Linked DNA regions of Homo sapiens: region 1 is linked to region 2. A link is a loop called in an ENCODE intact Hi-C map of the cell type or tissue named here. Cell type or tissue: heart right ventricle. All regions are shown on one strand. Links, peaks and the distances in the headings refer to the core of each region. The heading gives the core; the rest is flanking DNA.

The links. Peaks named below come from ENCODE experiments on the same cell type or tissue, not always from the same donor. Only the 100,000 strongest peaks of a DNase experiment are listed, where the experiment ranks them.
Region 1: a loop joins it to region 2, with 4 times the contacts of the local background. A loop is called at or near these places in 15 of 110 quality-filtered maps.

What each region holds. Positions count from the first base shown.
Region 1 is chr18:2,077,933-2,088,281 of GRCh38, reverse strand. All of the region lies in intron 2 of LOC105371956 (a long non-coding RNA gene), which reads left to right. Among named protein-coding and RNA genes, the nearest start is that of METTL4, 490 kb to the left of the region's middle. RefSeq lists an enhancer at 5,151-5,652. In heart right ventricle, for the core only: a CTCF peak has its summit at 4,405; no DNase peak of the experiment used is centred there; H3K27ac peaks cover 433 bases.
Region 2 is chr18:1,580,363-1,590,711 of GRCh38, reverse strand. No RefSeq gene overlaps it. Among named protein-coding and RNA genes, the nearest start is that of LINC00470, 230 kb to the right of the region's middle. In heart right ventricle, for the core only: a CTCF peak has its summit at 4,640 (motif pointing left); no DNase peak of the experiment used is centred there; H3K27me3 peaks cover 431 bases.

The DNA.
Region 1 (10,349 bases), core at 892-8,891, 500 kb before region 2:
GAAAAACATATTGAGTCCTCAATTGGACCAAGGGCAACACTGGATCATTGTTTCTGTCTCTTCTCTCTTGATTATGTTATCAGCTTCTATGTGATTCATTAACTGAAATAAACTTCTCCAGTTCCTCCCTTCTGTGCACTGGGATTGAGGGGAGAGTGAATTGTTCATGTTCTCTGTCACTAAGCCTAGAATAGTTGCACTGACTCTCACGCAGAGACAGGCCACAGTCAGTGGAGCAGTGCAGCAGTGCAGCAGCCTCCAACAGCCTTAGAGATGAGACTCAGCAAAACTGACTGTATTCATCATTCAACATTCACTGTTGATAAAGACATACCCGAGACTGGGTAATTTGTAAAGAAAAAGAGGCTTAACGGACTCACAGTTCTACACGGCTGGAGAGGCCTCACAATCTTGGTGGAAGGCAAAAGGCACTTCTTAACATGGTGGCGGCAAAAGAGAATGAGAGCCAAGCAAAAGTGGAAACCCCTTGTTAAACCATCAGATATCGTGAGACTTCTTCACTTTCAGGGCAACAGTATGGGGAACCCTTCCCGTGATTCAATTATCTTCCACTGGGTCCCTCTCACAACATGTGGGAATTATGGGAGCTACAATTCAAGATGACATTTGGGTGGGGACACAGCCAAACCATATCACTGATGGAATGGTGAAGAGAACTAGCCATTAGCAAGATGACAAACTGGTTAGTGCTGTCGTTCAGGAGAAAGCAACTTTTCTGACTCATGCCAGACAACTGTGTTTATTGCAAAGGGCAGAATCCTTCATCACAACTGACAGAGGCCTTGCTTTTGATACCTATTTTCCATGTGCCTGTGTCTGGATAGGACATTGTGTCTCAGGCTACCAAGGAACACTTTCATTTTCACACTATGATGTTGTTAGCATCATGCATTACTTTGAAATTGTAGTTTGGTTAAATTGTTCTTAAGCTCAGAAATTGGGACCATGCGTGTCAGTGTATTTGGGCTTTAAATAATGATAAAGTATTTTGGCTGGGCGTGGTGGCTCACACCAGTTATCCCAGCACCTTGGGAGGCCAAGGCAGGTGGATCAAAGGGAGGTCAGGAGTTCAAGACCAGCTTGCCCAACATGGTGAAACCTGATCTCTACTAAAAAAAAATACAAAAATTAGCCAGGCATGGTGGTGCATGCCTAGAGTCTCAGCTACTCAGGAGGCTCATGCAGGAGAATCGCTTGAACCCAGGAGGTGGAGGTTGCAGTGAGCTGTGATGTTGCCACTGCACTTCAGCCTGGGCAATAGAACAAGACTCTGTCTTAAAAAAATAATAATAATAAAAATAATGATAAGGTATTTTTTATATAAATAAGAAGTAATCATTCTATTAAAGAACACATTTAATATAGGATGCCAAAAGTATTAATAGCAATTTCCACATTGGAACACCTTAGGTCCTAATGATGACTTATCCATTACTAGGGAATCAGTAATACATGATCTATTTGCACTCAGGAAGGTTCAGGAAAGAAGGCTAGATGTACATAATCTGGGAATGTTCATTAACATTTCCCTCATTATTGCCTCATAAATTATTTTATCAGATAACAGTAGTTTCTCTCAGAAACTGGTTTCAACTCTTTATTTCAAACTTCCAAAGAAAAATGATGTAATAGTTCCTATGAATTATATCAGCTGTGATCTTGAGAAGGCTACTTGAAATATGAAAGAAGAACTTTAGCTGATTAGTTCATGAAGAATCAATTGGTTTATCTATTTTCTCCCTTTAAAGGATTTTTGTTACTTCTACCTGGTGCAGCTTGATAATTAATTTGGAATTATCTTTAAAGAATTGAGAAGAGATGAATGTTTCAAATCTAAGTGAAAATGAGTAAGAGATAATTTTCTCTGAGAGAAAGAACACTGGTATATTACCTGATAGCCTCATTACTAGAGAAACCTGATTATTGATATAAGTAATGATAATCTTATTTACAAAATGATTTTTTATTAACAAAACCAACACAAATAAAAAACAGGGGAATAAATGGCCACATATAAATCGAAAGCACACAAGAACAAGCAAGCTATAAACCTTGTCCAACAGAAAATCAATAGCAGTGATTTTTATTTTAGGTCAGCGGCCTATCAATTATAAAGGGATGGGAGATCACATTTAGTCATTATTTAGCCAGGGACAGAAAGAGTAAACTGAACCATATATTTCTATATTTCTTCATAGAAGCTTGATTTTTGTAGGAGAGAAGGGTTCCTATTGAAATGACAATTCTGCACATGCGAAATGTGTGGTATTTTTGTGCCTTCTTAATGCAATGAATGCAACAGAGACCAAATTAGAGGCAAATGAAGTGAAGTGGAGGTCAGAATGTACAGGACCCAGGATACATGGTTGATGAGAAGAGAAGAGATTTGGAGGGATGACTTACGGCCTTTAAAAACATCAATTTAGAGTTTTCTCACTTAAAGAGGGAAATATAGACATATGATAAACTGCAAGCTGCCTTTGGGACTGAGATCACCATTTACCTAATCTACTATTAATCTGGCTCTGTTCATACACTGACTTTAATCGTAACTCCATTAAGTTCCATTTTAAGAATCAGATGCTCACTGTTTCTGATATAAAACTAAGTAATTTATAGTCTGAAACCCATCAGATTACTTTCAATTGAAGCTTGGTTTTACATTTACCTGGCATGAACAATGTAATGTTTAAAATATGCAACTGGCCAGGTGTGGTGGCTCACGTCTATAATCCCAGCACTTTGGAAGGCCGAAGCAGGCGGATCACGAGGTCAGGAGTTCGAGACCAGCCTGACCAACATCGTGAAACCCCATCTCTACTAAAAATACAAAAATTAGCTAGGGGTGGTGGCACGTGCCTGTAATCCCAGCTACTCAGGAGGCTGAGGCAGGAGAATTGCTTGAACCTGGGAGGCAGAGGTTGCAGTGAGCCGAGATGGTGCCACTACACTCCAGCCTGAGTGACAGAGTGAGACTCCATCTAAAAAACAACAACAACAACAAAATTATGCAACCAGTTTATGTCCAAAAATGGCTATCATTAAAGTACTAAGATTTCTCAAAATAAAGTGGTGATATTTTTTGGTGTTTAATAGCAATTCACATGATTTTATCAAAATAGTATTTAAGTCAAAATGTTGGTGCTAGAAGTGATTTTAAAAATCCTAATCAGGCCGGGCGCGGTGGCTCACTCCTGTAGTCCCAGCACTTTGGGAGACTGAGGTGGGTGGATCACGAGGTCAGGAGATCAAGGCCATCCTGTCCAACATAGTGAAACCTCATCTCTACTAAAAATAAAAAAAAAATTAGCTGGATATGGTGGCTCGTGCCTGTAATCCGAGCTACTCGAGAGGTTGAGGCACTAGAATCGCTTTAGCCCAGGAGGTGGAGGTTGCAATGAGCCGAGATTGTACCACCGCACTCCAGCCTGGCAACAGAGTGAGACCCCGTCTCAAAAAAAAAAAAAAAAAAAAAAAAGAAAAAGAAAGAAAAATCCTAATCAATCAATCTTCTAGCTATTTCATATTTCATGAACAACAACTTGTGAAATCAAATGGATGGCTTTTTAGTTTTGCAATTATATTTTCTTCTTTTTACAACTCACTGCTCCTTTTGTGTGCTTTAAATAGAGTTTTCTATTCATCATTGAATCAGATACCGTTGGCTTCATACCCAGCATCCAATTCCTTCTTTCTTGTTGACAATAAAATCCTGATTTCTCTAGACATCGGCTCCTCAGGGAGGAATCCTATCTCTAGGTCAAAGGGACCTTTATTTTTCTAGTGACGGTCATCCTGTCTTCTTGCCATTAGTTGGTATAGAAGTAGGCAGAGGATCTAATTTTGACCGATGAAGTATGAAGAGATGTCCTACTGAAGCTTTCTAGGAAAGATTTCCTTGTGGGATTCAAGAAATATATCCAGGGGTGTAACAAAGTACATTATCCCCATAATGATAGTTGTGCAGCTGGACCAGAAAGCAACTGGTTTAAATTTGAGGAAGCAGATGAAGGCCCATAGGGGAGAAAACTAAGAGAAAGGGTTTGAAAGAATTTGTTAATGTCCTTGAGAGGTTGGCTATGTGAAGGCAAATAATAGAAGAGAGAAAGGCAATGCAAAAGTACTTGAAAAATGTACTCTGTATGTAATGAGCTCAAGGACATCGCTGAATATCACTTTTGAATTGCTTCCTTCTTGATTAAGTTGTCAACTTCTATGTGACCTATTCATTGAAGTAAAGCTCTCTAGCTCCTCACCGGTTCTGACTCATTTTGCTCTGAGACATTCAAAGAGCAGATCTGCTTTTCTGCTATTGCTCTGAGGCCAGAAACAGCTGTGACCATCTTGGTGGTTTTCTGATGCCTAAGTCAATGTGGGGCAGCAGGGGCAGGAGAACCACAGGGAGGCAGAGGTGAGCCATGTGCCTGCTCCTCGGTCTGCTCTTCCTTCAGGTTCACTGTCATGTGAGGTTAACTGTCACCTTATCATTTATTCCAGTTTGAGTCTGGGCTTACTGTTACTTTCAGCAAACGGACCCATTCACAAAATCAAACCTTCATTGGAACTTTACAGACCATGTTAATATACTTCCCGGATGGGATAATGAAAGACATACAACCATTTAGGCATATGTTGGTGCCATCTCCTTTATTCCTGTTCCTCATAGCTTTGGGGCTAGATGGAAATAGGGATCCTTTCTCTGTTGCAACAGCGTTTTATGAGCCTCTCTCCTCAACATAAATAAACTTTTTCTTGCATCACGTCGTCGTGGGGCCCAGACCTCGGATCTCTTATTTTCATACTCTACCTCTACTTTCCAGATAATTTCATCAAACTTCATGCTTTTAAATACCAACAAAACACTGACAACTTCTAAATTTACAACTCTAATCTGGAGCTCTTCTCTGAACTCCAGAATCCTGCCTCCTAGGATCAACAGATTTTTTTGACATCTCCATTCGGATATCTAACAGGAAGCTCAAATTTAGTAAGTCCAAATACACATTCGGGCTCCCTCAAATGTACTGCCTCCTCCCCATAGCCAAAGAAGTTTGTTCTGCCATAACATTCTTTTCAGTTACCAGCACTATCTTCCCAGATGCTCACGTCGAAAAACTTTGAGCCGTTGTTTTTGACTGATATATTTCTCTTATACCTCACATCTGATTCACCAACACATCCTGTTGGCTCTATCTTCAAAGTATACCTGGACCCAGACCTCTTCTAATAACTTGCATATTACAGCACTTGATACTGGTCTGCTTTCTCTTTTAAGTGCCAATGGCCCCATGTTCCCCTCTCTAATGCCATCTTCACTACTCTCCCTTCTCACTGCAGCCCAGCTTTGTTGCATTCCTTGCTATTCCCCATACAGGAAACAGCAGGAAGTCTTCCATCTCCACTTCCAGGGCATTTCACACACCCTCTTCTCTTTGCCTGTAGCTATCTCCCTATCCCCAGCGATGCTCTTGCTCTCTAACTTCCTGCAGGCATTTGCTCAAATGTGAACAAGAAGTGAGGCTTTCCTTGACTCTCTTTTTGAGATTAGATTGTCTTTTCATCCTCAGACTCTCTATCTCTCTGGTCTGTATGATTTTACTTCTTAACACTTACCACCATCTGGCATACTATATATTTTATAAATATGTCATTGTATGTTTCCCCCTCCAGCATGTAAGCTTCATGAGGGCAAGGATTTTTGTGTGTTTTGTTCATTACTGTATTTTCATTGCCTAGAGTATGATTGGGCACATTGTAGGCACTCAATAAATACTATGTTTAAAAGTAATGCTTAATTAATGAAAAAAAATCCCTGTTTCTTGATGATAACTATCAATCTGACAAGTGTGTTCTTTCTAGTAGGTGCCAATGATAATGTACTAAGATTTTAGTCAAGAGATATGCCTTAATCTACTAAATATTCCATTTAAACATGGGCTCTTTGAAGAGAGTATCTTAACAAAAAACAATGAATTTAATAGTGCATAATTTAGTAATTGTGAGAAGGCAAGCTTGCCCTAAACCTTTGTATCTGTTAACATTCTTTCAGTTTTAATAGAAACCCAACTCATATTTAAAAATAAAAAAAAGTATTCTCTAACTTAATGGAATATTTGGATATGAGGTATTGGTCAGGATTTCCATGATTTGGGCTTCATTTCTCTTTTTCAGGAGTCTTGGTGTTTATACTTCTCTGTATGTTGGCTTCATCCTGAGGCTGGTAAGATGTCTGTAGATATATGGCCTCATATCCATGCTTGGCAGTGTTCAAGCAAAGGGAGGGGAGGTTGTTTTAGAAAAATTTCTCAGAAGAGTTAGGAAGAATTTTCCTAGACGCTTCCAGTAAACCACTCCCCTATACCATTTGCTCGGTGTAAGTCATGTAACCATTCCTGAAGAAATTACTGGCAAGAGGTTTGAGGTCACCTATAGTTGTCAAGTCCACCCCTAAAGCTGAGGTAGACTTCGCTTGAGATGTATGGGGTTTCTGGGAAAAAGAGTGGGTTTAACAGCTATTAACAATTTTGGTTCTACGAGGAAGGAGAAAGAAGAGGTTAACCGAGTGTAGGCTGTAGCTTTTATATCTTAGGGACCAATTATTTCTATTATTTCTATTCTATCCAGCTTTAGGAATAAGTTTATTAACTTCAACATAAGAGCCATAAAGAGTTTGCTTCTTTAGTCTTTCTCTAGAAATTCAGCTAAATTGATGCTGCCTATGTGGGTGAAGAATTTAACTGTTTGTCTTCTAAATGAACTCAATGTCACCTAGAAGGAAAACAAAAACTTTATTGTGTTTTTTTCTTAAATATCTTCAAGTGTTTTGAATTTTTTAGCTAGTGCTTTGTGAGGCATGAAATAAATTTATTAGTTCCTAACATTATACATACATTTTAATATATGCTATTGATATATTTTAGATTTATTAGAAAAATGCATGTATTTATTAAGGTTATGAAATGAAAGTGAGATAAATGTTTGTCTTATCCTGAAGACGCGGTGTACTCCTTTTAAAAGAGTATATTGAAAATATATACTTGGATCAGTTTGGGGACAATTAAAATAACAGAAATCTCCTTTGTATCTTAAAATATAGGTCATAAGAATAATTTATTAGCATATATAACTTGAGTTCTCATTATAAATTCAAAACCAGATCCACGTTCAATGGAAATATTCCAAATATTTATAAATCAGTCGCAGTCTCAAGGGCTCCCATTCAGCATTTTTTTAGTGATGCATTTTTTTTGGAGGTAAAGTTTACATAACATATAATTAAACATTTTAAACCATACAGTTCAGTGGTATTTAGTACTTCTACATTTCTGTAGTCATCATCTCTATCTAGTTCCAAGTAATTTTTATCATCCCCAAAGGAAACCCTTTACCCATGAAGCAGTCACACCCCATCTACCCCCACCTCAATCCCTAGAAATCACTAATATGTTTCTGTCTCTATGGATTTACCTATTCTGAATATTTTACCTAAAGGAAATCATACAATATGTGACATTTGTGTCTAGCTTCTTTCTCTTAGTATAATGTTTTTGAGATTCATTTCTGTTGTAGTATTTATCAGTACTTCACTCATTTTATGGCTGCATATTTCATTGTATAGATAGAGCATGTTTTGTTTCTCCATTCTTCTGTTTATGGACATTTGTGTTGTTTCTATCTTTTGGCTGTTGCAAATAATGCTGCAGTTTTTGTTTGAATATCTGTTTTTAATTCTTTTGGGCTGATATTGGGGTGAAATTGCTGGGTCATATGGTCATTGCATGTTTAACTTTTTGAGGAACTATCAAACCATTTTCTACAGTGGCTGCACCATTTTGCACTCCTACCAACAATGTACAAGGGCTCCAATTTCTCCACGTCCTTGTCAAAACTTGTAGTTAAAAAAAAATATCCATTCTAGTGGATGTAAAATGAGATCTCATTGTGGTTTTGATTTGTATTTCCCTAATGACTAATGATATTGAGCATCATTTTTATGTACTTGGCCATTTGTATATCTTTTTTTGGAGAAATGTCTATTTAAGACCATTACCCATTTTTTAATTGGCTTGTCTTTTCACAGTTGAGTTGTACCATTCCTTATCCTGAATAATAGACCCTATTCAGATACAGTTTAGTCTCATTATTTGTAGATTCCGTATTTGTGAATTTGCTTACATATTAAAATTATTTGTAGCTCCAAATCAGTATTTGCAATGTTTTTGTGGCCATTCAAAGACGTGCACGATAGTGAAAAATTTAATTGCCGGAGGTACATGTTCCCAGCCGAGGTTGATTTAGGCATTGCTCCACCTTCTTGTTTTAGCTGTCATACAGAGGTGACCAGAAGATGGAGACAGTAGGGACAATGTGATGATAATATATGATATATATTTCCCTAGGGGGAAATATATATGTACATTGTATATATATATATATATAATATACATATATATGTTAAATGATGGATACATGCATCCTATCACTTTATATATATGGGATATATCCATCACTTAATATATATATGTTTAATATATGTATTTTCCTAAGGGCAGTGTTTCAGTTTTTGCTAATTTAGTGTTTGTTTTATAAATTTAAAAAATTATTTGTTTTATTTTATTTTTAATTGACAAATAATAATTGTATATGTTTATGGGGTACAATGTGATGTCTTGATACATGTAAACCTTGTGGAATGATCGGATCATTCTAATTAGTATATCCGTCACTTCAAATATGTATCACTTATTTGTGATGAAAACATGTAAATTTCTCTTTTAGCTATTTTAAAATATTTAATACATTATAATTAACTATAGTCACCATTTGTGCAATATAACACCAGCACTTATTCCTTTTATTTGTAAACCAAAAAGTACCTGAGACTGGTCTCAATTAATTTAGACATTTATTTTGCCATGGATAAGGATGCATGCCTGGGAGAGAGGACTATGCCTTTTTCCAAAGATGATTTTGAACGCTTCAATATTTAAAGGGAAAAGGGTGGATGTTGAGGAAAGAGGAAAATATTTTTAAAAGGTGTAGGTAGATAAGATGCAAATGGTTGCTTTCTTTTTGAGTCTTTGATCAGTCCTTCTTATGTGAGAGGGCAGGAAGAGGAAAAGTCACTTATGCATTTATCTAGCTCAGTGAGTCTGCATTTCTACATAAGGTAAAATAAACATAGGGCAGAAGAAGTAATCACATAATGCATTTGTCTCAGGTGAGCAGAGGGATGACTTTGAGTTCTGTCCTTTGTCCTGTACCTGTGAAGATAAGCTATCAATTTACACCATCAGGGTGAAATTCAACGGAACTATTAGGGTAAAGATTTTGATGCCTACAAGGAATTTCCTAATGGGCAACTTGTGAGGGAGGTATGTGGCTCTTTAAAATCTTTGTAGTTATCTTATTTAGGAATAAAATGGAAGACAGGTTTGCCTGATGCAGTTCTCAGCTTGACTTTTCCCTTTGGCTTAGTGATTTATGGGTCCCAGGATTTATTTTCCTTTCACATATCTAAATGAAACGTTGTACCCATTGACCAACAACTCCCCTTTTCCCATTCAACCCTACCCCCATCCTCTGGTAACCACCATTCTACTCTCTATACTTCTATGGGTTTCATTTCTTTAGATTTCATGTATGACCCTTGTCTCTTTGGGCCTGGATTAGGTTATTTCAGTTAGTGTAATGTCTTCTAGGTTTATTGGAGGACATTATATTAAGGATGTTACACATGTCCTTAACCTTGGCAAAATAAACCTCTACATTGATTGAGATCTGTCTCAGATACTTTTTGGTTTACCAATAAGAGGAGTAAGTGTTGATGTTATATTGCACAACATGAAGTCTATGGTTAATTATAATGTATTATGTATTTTAAAATAGCTAAAAAGAATTTTTAATGTTTTCATCACAAGTAAATGATATATATTTGAGGTGATGGACATACTAATTAGCCTGATCTGATCATATGGCATTTGTCTCTTTGTGCCTGGCTTACTTCACTTAATGTAATGTCCTCTAGGTTTATTCATGTTGTTATAAGTGTCAGAATTATTAATTTTTTTTCTTTAAGGTTGAATAGAGTTCCTTTGTGTATATGTACCACATTTAAAAAATCCATTGATCCATTGTTAGACACAGGTTGTTTCTATACCTTGGCTATTGTGAATAATGTTGCAATGAACATGGGAGTGTAGGCATCTCTTTTGACATCCTGATTTCAATTCCTGTGGTTATATATTCAGTAGTGAGATTGCTAGATTATATGGTAATTTTACTTTCAGTTTTTTTCAGGATCCTCCACACTGTTATCCAAAATGACT
Region 2 (10,349 bases), core at 1,012-9,011:
TTCTCTCTCAGAAGCTGATGCGACAACTGGACTGAAATATCAGCAAGAAGATTAAAGACATGAGTAACACTTATCCACTAACTTGAACAAATTGATATTTGTAAAATAATGTAGGAAGCAATTGCAGAACACGTATTATTTTCAAGTGTATGTAGAACATTCACCAAGAAATATGCAGGCCACAAAATAAGTCTCAATAAATTTTAAAAGCATTGCACTTTTCCAGAATTTGTTCTCCAAACATAACATATTTAAGTTAGATATGCATAATAATGAGATACCTAGAGATTCCTCAAATACATGACATTTATCAACATATTTCTAAATAACCCATGACCCAAAGAAGAAATCACATGGAAAACTAGGAAATATTTCAAACTGAGTAATAATGTAAGTATAATATATATAGGTATCTGGTTACTGCCACTGCATACAAACCACTTCAAAACTAAGTGGCATAAAAATAATCATTTTATTGTACTCATGGATTCTACGGTTCAAGAATTCAGACACATGGGGATGACATGTCTCTTCCACAATGTCTGGTCTTCAGCTGGGAAGACTGGAACAACTGGGGCAACTAATGACTGAGACTAGAATTGTTGGGTGGTATCTTTGGCCCCTAGGCTTAGGATGACCATAGGCTCAGCTCATTGAAGTCACTGAACAAAACATCCACAAACGGCCTCTCCACATAGCCTGAAATTTCTCATACTATAGAGGCTTCAAGGCAGCCAAACTTTCTTCATGGTCTTCCTGGGCTACAAAAGTGAGTGTCCCCTCTAAATATTGGTAAAGATAAGAACCAAATGAAGCTCTTTGCTGATGGAACAACTGCTGTATAAAACTGTCTGGCTTTTTTTTTAGTAAACATACATATGTACAGCAATATAGATAAACTTCAAAGACATTATATTAAATGAAAGAAGTTAAAGACAAAATAATATATGCACACATGATTCCATTTATATGAACAGGCAAAACCAATCTAGTGTAATGGAAGTCAGAAGAGCAGTACCTTATGTTGTGCCTCAAAGACAGCACAAAAGAACTTTCAATATTATTAAGTAAATAGAAATTATTACAGGTGTGATGATAGTATTGTGCTTATGTAGTCAAATCCCTTATGGTTGAAATATGCACGCAGCAAGTGTCATGATATCTATAAGTCACTTTCAAATAGCTCAGCAACATTTCAAATACCTCTGTATAAAGAGAGAATGAAAAATGACAGATGCATAAATAAATAAAATGAGATAAAGCAAGCACAGCAAAATGTTACTAATTAGTCAAACTCACTGGAAGTGTATATGAGTTTTCATATACAATTATTTTACCTTTTCTTTTTTCTTTTTTTTTTTTTTTTTTTTGAGACAGGGTCTCACCCTGTCACCCGGGCTGAAGTGCAATGGCGGGACCTCGGCTCACCGCAACCTCTGACTCCCAGGCTCAAGCGATTTTCCTGTCTCAGCCTCCCAAGTAGCTAGGACTACAGGTGCCTGTCACCACGCCCCAGCTAATTTTTGTATTTTTGGTAGAGATGAGGTTTCACCATGTTGGCCAGGCAGGTCTTGAACTCCTGACCTCAAATGATCCACCCACCACGGCCTCCCATAGTGCTGAGATTACAGGCATGAGCCACCGCGCCCAGCCTCACCATTTCTTTAGATTTGAAAATTTCAAAAGAAAAAACGGTTGTAAAGTACAGTAAGTAAATTCTGAGAGATTTGAAATTTATTAAGTAGAAAACATTTCCCGAGTAACTCTTATGTCAGATTTTTTTTTGATGGCTCAAATATCACTATTGTTTTATTATGTCCAGAAATCTTGCTAATTAATTTTTAAGAGTATTTTCTTTATTTCAAACAAGTTTAAATACTTTTAGAAATAAAAGTTTTAAAATAAATGAGAAAATAAAACTATATAACATCATTTTAAAGTTTTAATCCAAATTATAAGAAAGATAAACTAAACTGAGTAGAAAATCATGAAACTTGTGTTCAGACAGCTACAAATAATCTTAGCGAAATTATTGACACAAAAGTAAAACAAATTTCCCCACAGGAACAAAGACAGTAGCTAACAAAGTAGAAAGTCCAGACACAGCTCAGTGGTAGGAGTATATGTTTTTCTCCAACTTGTCTAACTTGAGGAATCTGGGCAGTATTTTCACTCACAAAACCAAGGCTGTCTATGGCAGTTTACTTTATTATCTAAAATGGCATAAAGTGCCAATAATATGGGCAATCTTGGCAGGGCGTGGTGGCTCACACCTGTAATTCCAGCACTTTGGGAGGCTAAGGCAGGCAGATCACGAGGTCTGGAGTTCAAGACCAGCCTGGCCAACATAGTGAAACCCCCTCTTGACTAAAAATACAAAAAATTAGCCAGGTGTGGTGGCGGGTGCCTGTAGTCGCAGCTACTCGGGAGGCTGAGGCAGGAGAATCGCTTGAACCTGGGAAGTGGAGGTTGAAGCAATCCCAGACGGTGCCACCGCACTCCAGCCCCCGTGACAGTGCGAGACTCCATCGCAAAAAACAAACAAACAAAAAAAGGGTAATCTTACATATAAGATGTAGCAAATACATTCTCCATTTAGATAAAAAGTATTTGGAAAAACTTAGGGAACAGTATGCCTCTGTTGCCTCTTGGAAGAATAAATTATCATCACCCTTTATTCATAAAAGCCACCAGAGAAATAGCCACTGTTTCTCATTATGATTCTCTTACCTTTAGTAGCCAAGTTTTAGAAGTGAATGGTTGTGAGAAAAATGGTACATAGTACAGGAATTCATTATGTACAAAGCTTAAAATTTAACCTGGAAGTAGAAATTATAATTTAGTTTTTTTGCAAATTATCTCATTTCATTAGATTTTTTTACTAGGAGGTGATTTTTGTGTCTTTTTTTTTTTTATATTGAATTTTCTTCTGATCTCCTATGGCACTGAAAAAGAAAAAGAAGAATCTATTGCCCATGATAAGGTGGATATTTAAAAGCCTCCCAGAAAATTTGAGGTAAAAGACTAGCTTATTTTGAAATAATAAGTAATGCCCACCAGGATAGCAGAAATGTGGCGTTCTTGGTTCTTTTCTGCCCATTCCTCTTCTCTGGGCAAAATATATCAGGCTATAAAGGATAGCATGGAGAAAAAAATAAATTTTAAAAGGAAGAAGAAATACAACAAAGACATAATATACAAATAGAATTAAGTTTGAGAAATATTCCATGCACAAGAAAAATTGAGGAAAATAAAATGCGAAACAAATTGAATTCATTTGATGAATTTGCTCCCAGCAAATTGGCAGCATTACAGAAAGCAATAAAAGAACATTTTGAGGTAATGGTTGAATTTAAAGCCCAAACACAGAAACACTGGCAATTTTTTGTTTCACAAATGCACATTTAATAACCAAATAATTATATTATTTCTCCATTAATTCAAATATTCATTTCTACTATATTTTTGTTTCTATGTTACCTATCAATGGAAATTGAGTTCTTTGGTTTTTCTTTTTGAAGATGTAAGATATCTTGTCACACCAAGAAAAACAGAGTAAAACGTTTGGGAGACATCATAAAAGAACTTACATTTTATTTTATTCATGCATAAAGAAAGGAATCTAAATTCAGAATCACCTTTAAAATTCTGTAATCCTACTTTATAGTCAGCTCTAGGCAGAGTGGAGTATGAATAAGATGAACAATGACTTCTGATATGTTTTGGGGGAGAAAAATCAAGCTCACAGAGGAATTGAGGAACAAGGGAACTAATTCTGAATGTCAGAGCCGAGCCAAATTATTATGCCCCATAGTCTTTGATTAGTACCTTTAAGAGTATAGATGTGCATATTGTTTTGGCTTCCTTAGAAAGGTCTTCCTCATTATTATTTGAATATAATTAGAAAATCCAGCAATGAGAAGAGAAAACCTTAATTAAAAATTGCACTTAAGGCATATAAAATTCTAAATGCCATCTCTGGTTTATTTTGTGTCAATCTATCTGAAACATCAGAATTACAGTATTGTGCCTCTTAAACAGAAGTAATCAACTATTTTGGTTAAAAAAGGGTATTATTAACTGAAAAAGACAATTAGGAACTGAAAGTAATATTAATAGATACACATAATAATGCACCTTATTTCAAATGTAAATTTATGTAGAGCATTTAAACAGTGTTCATTTTTAAAAGACCCTATAATAATGCTCATAATTGTATTGCATTACTTATGTCATTAGAGGAATTCTATTCTGACTCATAAAAGCCAAAACTGTCATAACCTGTCAAAGCACCTTCATATATGAACCATACTGCAAATTTCAGATCAAAAAATTACATTTTAATATAAACCATACTTATTTATGTATCATATAGAAAATAAGAAAATATCAAAATTGATATATGGCCTGTCTCTTCAAATAAAAGGGCTACAGAAGAAAAGCATATATCCAAAAGCATACTGTCTAGAATTTAAACTTCAAATGGCATTATAAAAATATTGTCCTCAGTTTAATTTTCATCTGAACATCTACCAATCACTTTTTACAGTTTACATCTGAGACAAATTTCAATACACTACTAACGCGTAAGCTTTAACATTCTGAATTAAGGTTTGATACACTGCCACCTAGTGATAATTTGAAGAAAATTCAAATGTATTGATGTAGTGCTGAAGGCTCAATCCCGCACTTAACTTGACGGAACATTGGGCAGGAACTTACCACGCACTCATTTATCTGGCCGAAAAGCAAGCTGGTTAAAGGTAATAACAGAAGAGTAGATGGTAGTTCAAATCTCTGCTCCATTTATGTCGTGACCTTGGGAAAGTTATTCTATATCTTTAGCTAAGCCTTGGTTTACAATTCTGGAAAGTGGAAATTATTATATAATTACCTCAAATAATAAATTATTTAAGGTTAAATTACTTTATTCAAATTCATTTAAGAAATGAACGCGATGAGGGTATATTGCTGATCATAGCCCGTGCCATATCACAAACCCTTTTAGTAGTCATACAATTATTTGGCAAAACTTTTTTCTAAGTGCTTGCATGACCAAACTCAATTATAATTTTCCAAAATACTGCTAAAGGTATTCTTGCTCCTTCAGCAAAAACAAAAAGTAGCTGATTTACCATGGAAGAAGTGATATTTACAGTTGTTGCTTCAAAATGTAAAAACACATGAAAATTCTAAGTTTGGATTTTATTTCTACCATTTAATAGTTCCATAAGCCAATCAAAATACAGTCTCGACTTAAATCCCTACATGTACTTTCTTCTAAGTTAGCAGCTGTGATAATGTCTTATATTCATTTTTATACACCAAATACATATAGTGCCTGCACATAATAGATGTCCAACAAATATTTTTGTAAGATCTGAGCATACTATCAACATACTATGCTTAGTTCAATGGGCATTAAGTTCCTGTTATAATTCAGTAACTGACATAGTCATTACTAAAAAGATGAATGAAAAAACCATTCCAAATTAGTAAAAGATAGAGCCATACAACTAACAAGAATACAAGTGAGAAGTATATGAAAATTACATCAGATTTATAAACAAAGAAACAATTTTTATCTGAGGGGCTTAGAAAAAGTATACAGAAGGAGGCAAAATAACAATGTAAAAAAATAAAGGAAAGCACTCTGTTTCTTTGCTAGACATTTTCCCCCTTGTATTCATTAGCGATTTGTATGGTTCATTTGGCAAAAGTAGGGAAGAAGAAAGTGAATTTGCATAAGCACAATTAATGACTTCTTAAAAATTCAGCAGAATTGCAATTAAATCTGAGTGGATTCCAGTTCCAAAATGTCCTTCTCTTACAGTAAAAAACAGTAAAAAACTACCTGAAAAGTTTTCACCATAAAACTGTGCCTCACGCTTTTACATTTTTAAAGGAATATTTAAATCTTATATGGTTAAGATCAGATACATTTTTTATCAAAGAACAGGGCAACTGCTTTTGTATTACCATGCCTAGCACCATGAAATAAAGAGGCAAAGGCAGCCTGAAAAACCTTCTCTTTTTCTACCATATTTATGAAGAGGCCAGTGCCCCTGAGTCAATAGATCTGGCCATAAATGGATTTTGATAGTAGAGAGAGGACAGTAGACAAGGAGACAGATGAGGAAAGAGTCTAAATATGTCAGTGAAATTCTCACCATAGCCAAAAAATATCAAGTGGCTGTCAGAGTACATCTTGATTGATGTTATTAAAACCTAGTTGAATCAATAAAAATTGCTTTCAGGTCACAGTGTGGCTCCCAATTCTACAATTCTACTCTTAGACTTGATGTGCTATAAATTGTATCTAAGTTGAACTTTACTAATTCTTCTTAGATGTTCTGTGATATATAGTGCAAAATTGTTCCTGAAGGAGAAACACCAACAAGCAGCATGATATGCAGCCTTTTCAACAGTGCCTGCTGCAAGGCAAAGGAGAGCAGACAGTAATCCTTCATATACTCTAGAAAACATTCTTTTGCCAATAATCAAATTAGTGATTACCCAAATACGGACAATTCAATAGAAGATACATATTAGGAGGTGTCCATTATGTATAAAAATGCACAAAGTTGTTGTGGGAGCTAAGAACATGTAATATGCATATATCATAATTTCCGGTTAACTTGAATGATCAGAGAGAAAATATAATAATATAGAAGGCAATGCAAGGGAACAATATAAGGAAACCAATGAGAAAATAGTGACTTTTCTAGGCATTAACTGAGGACATTTGCAAAAGAGCAACAGACATGACCAATGAGGGGAGATAAGAGTCATGCTTTTCTCATTCACTTGTTTAACACAAATGTATTGTCTACTTCTTGCCAGGTAGGCATTGTTGTGGGCTCCGGAGATATGGTAGGGAGCACAGCCAAGGAGTTTACATTTTGACAAGAACAGATAAAAATGTAAAATGAAAATTATGGAAAGGACAACTTTATGATGTGAGGAGCACTAAGGAAAAAATAAGTAGAGTGAAATGGCCAAGCATGATGTGCAGGGAGGACTAATAGCAATGCAGAATCAAGGAAGCACTCTCCAAGGAGTTGGTGGTTATGTTGAGTCCTGCCCAGTGGATGGCTCCAGTCCCACGACAACCCTGGGGAAGAGTATTTCAACCAGAGGAAGGTGGTCAATAGATGGCCATTCCTGAAGCAGGTCGATGCTTTCCAGAAGCCTGAAGCTGGAGCTGAAGCACACGTGTCATGAGATTGGGTCCAAGAGGCAGAAGCTAGAGCATGTTGAACCTTCAAGGCCATGTTGAGGTATATGGGTTTTATTCTACGTGAAATGAAGAGTTTTAAGAAAGGGGGAAACTGATCACAGTATAAAAATTGAAAAAGAATTTTGGAAATGGATTATGGTGAGCCTGAAACGACGAGTTGAAAGGTTGAGGACTTACTTGTGAACAATGAGCATCTGAGGACAGAACAAGGAGTTTCCACAAGCAGAACTATGGGAAGATGGATATGATACATATATAAAGCAGGAATACCATATCAAATAAACAAAAACAAAGCAAAAACCGCACTTATTTGGTGTATATGCCCCAGTGGCAAATGAGATGGGGGGTCTTCATTATTTCACCCCAGCCAAAACTACGTGTCATCTGGAACATTCATCAAATGTCCTTGTGTCCTACTGAAATTCTTCCCTCAACCTAAAGTCCCCATGACTTTAGATTACATATGAGCTTTTGCTCATTCTTTAAGAATGAGTTTAAATGTGACCTTTTCTGTGAAGTCTTTCCTTGTGGTTCAACACTGCTCAGAGCTTACAGAATTTTCTCCCTGCTTCTATAAGCTTTGAATGTATCTCTCTTACATCAATTTCATATTGCATTCTAACGTTGGGTTTACATCTTTTCCCTGTAGATTTTGCTCTTTAAAGATATATGTGGTCACGTTCACTTTAATACCATCAGTGCCTAATGCAGTGCCTCCCTCATAGGAGGACCTCAGAGAATGTCTGTTGGAAGAATGAGTCTCAACAGATCAAGCATCAGGGGATGAGGTCCAATGACACAGGGAAGGAGCAAACCACTCCCTTCTCACCTAACATGAACCCTACAGAATGCTCTGTGTGTAGCAGACAAATGTCCTCTAACCAGTAACAACGGTATTATTGGTTGAGTTATTGCCATAAGCTAATCATCTGGGAGTGTGTGCAGTTATTATTTTAAGCTTATGGTTAACCATTAGAAGAAACCTGCCTCATAAAATCCTATAGCTACATGTTACATAACAAATTCTTTGAAACAGATTTGTAACCATGGTGACATTTTACTTTCCTGTGCTTGTGGAAGATATTCTACAGTACAGACAATGCTCCAACAATACGTATAAATATTAATTGACATTAGATACTTGACAGAAGTTTATTTCACTTGTTAAATGATAAACAGTGGATGATACTCTTTGTGTAAAAAACTGAAAAAAATTATCTTTTTTCCAATGTGAATAGGATTATTTTGGTAGGCAGAATTATAAGATAGCCCAAAATTCTCTCTCCATAAAATATATGCCAACCTTGGAGTGTTCACTCTGAATTTTATGGGTGAGCTCTCCGTTGATCATGTGACATTATATGGCAAAAGTGAAAGGATTTTGCAAATGTAATCAAGTTCCCAGATCAGTTGATGTTGTGTTAATCAAAAGAGAGATTATCTTGATTGGGCTTGACCCAATCAGGTGAGCCCTTTAAAAGAGGGTCTATAGGTCAGAAATGAAAGAAATAGCCAAGATGCTTGTTTCTTGCCCTTGAAAAAAGCAAACTATAGCTGGCTGAAGATAGGTCACATGGCAGGGAAGAGTACACAATCTTTTGGGGGTGAGGACTTCAGTCCTATACCCACGAGACTAATTTTTTTGATCAAGCAGTGACTGTGGAAGAAGACCTCAAAACTCATGATACTGCACTTCCAGCCCACACTTAGATTGCAATTCTGTGAGACCTTGAGCAAATGACTCAGAACCTGTGCCTAGACTTCTAACTCACAGAAAATGTATGTTGTCTGAAGCAGCTAAGCTTATCATTTATTATGTAGCAGTAGAAAACTAATGCATTTATAGTTTTGAGTAATGCCAGTTTGGAACAGAGTAGCAAAATAGCATTATTGAACTCTGAAACAGGTCCTTTTAGCAACAGCTACAAGAATGCACTTTCTACATATGCAGAGTCAGGAAAGGTCATAACAGTGCTAGGAATCTTGCTTTTCAACTCACTTATTTGATAATTGCAGAAACTGAATCTCAGGGAGAGTAAATAATTTGCGTTTGGGTAGCATAGCTATTAGCTGGAGAATAAACACAGATTTTAGGGGAGAATACCATTATGGATATGGAAGCATAGGCAGCAGTAAAACCAAGTAGAAGGGGACTCAGCATCAGAAAGGAATAGCAATAGAATCTACACACCAAAACTGCTAAAATTCGGAATAGAATTAGCCCCGGAAGAACTTGTGCCAATATTTTAGGGCCTATTTTTGGAAGCACTGGAATATATTCAAGCGGCCAAATGACAGCATCAAACATTGAGGAGTAAGACACTGATCTTTTTACCAGAACTGCAATATAAACTGCGAGCTTCGTCATACAACAAAAGACTGATTGCTAGGACTGAAGCACAAATTCAGTGAAAAGTAAGCACTGAATTGAATGACAAACTTTGGATAGGGATTTTTAGGAATCCTCATGCTTAGGACCTGTTTAGCCCCGAAAGAGGGGAGCAGGACTGAACAAATCAGGTAAGAGGTCTTAGCAGTGAGATTAGGAAGCTGCATGACCCAAAGATGGACTGCATATCTCCCTCCCTTCCCCATCCCCAGTGTGTCTTTGGCAAGCGGCAAAATGGCCTGCCTATGAAGGAATCACCCTTATAAACTAATAAATATCTTCATTTTTTTTCATCCTCCTACATACCTCTGGAATTTTATCTTTCTTTTTATTAAAAAGAAGAGGGGGATCACTTTTGGGCAGAGGGCTCATTCAATGAACATTAATTAGAACACAGCAGGGTTGTCACAGAGTACATAATGTTCTTTGCCCTGGAACATTGGCTGTTTATGACTCACTTCTCTGGGGGGTACTTCCTTTGATCCCACTGGGTAGCAGACTAAAGAGGTCTCTAATTATATTTTGGGCTAAAATTAAACTTTGTTTTAATCTCTAATTTACAAAAGAATTTTTCCTTCACAGGAGGTTTACATAAGAGGTGAGGTTTCCTGGAGCTCTAAATTACCTTTCTCCTGCCCATCACAGAAATGGTTTGCATTTTCAACATACCTTTAATGATTTCAAACAAACCAAGGTTAACAGATACTAAATTCTTGCTTA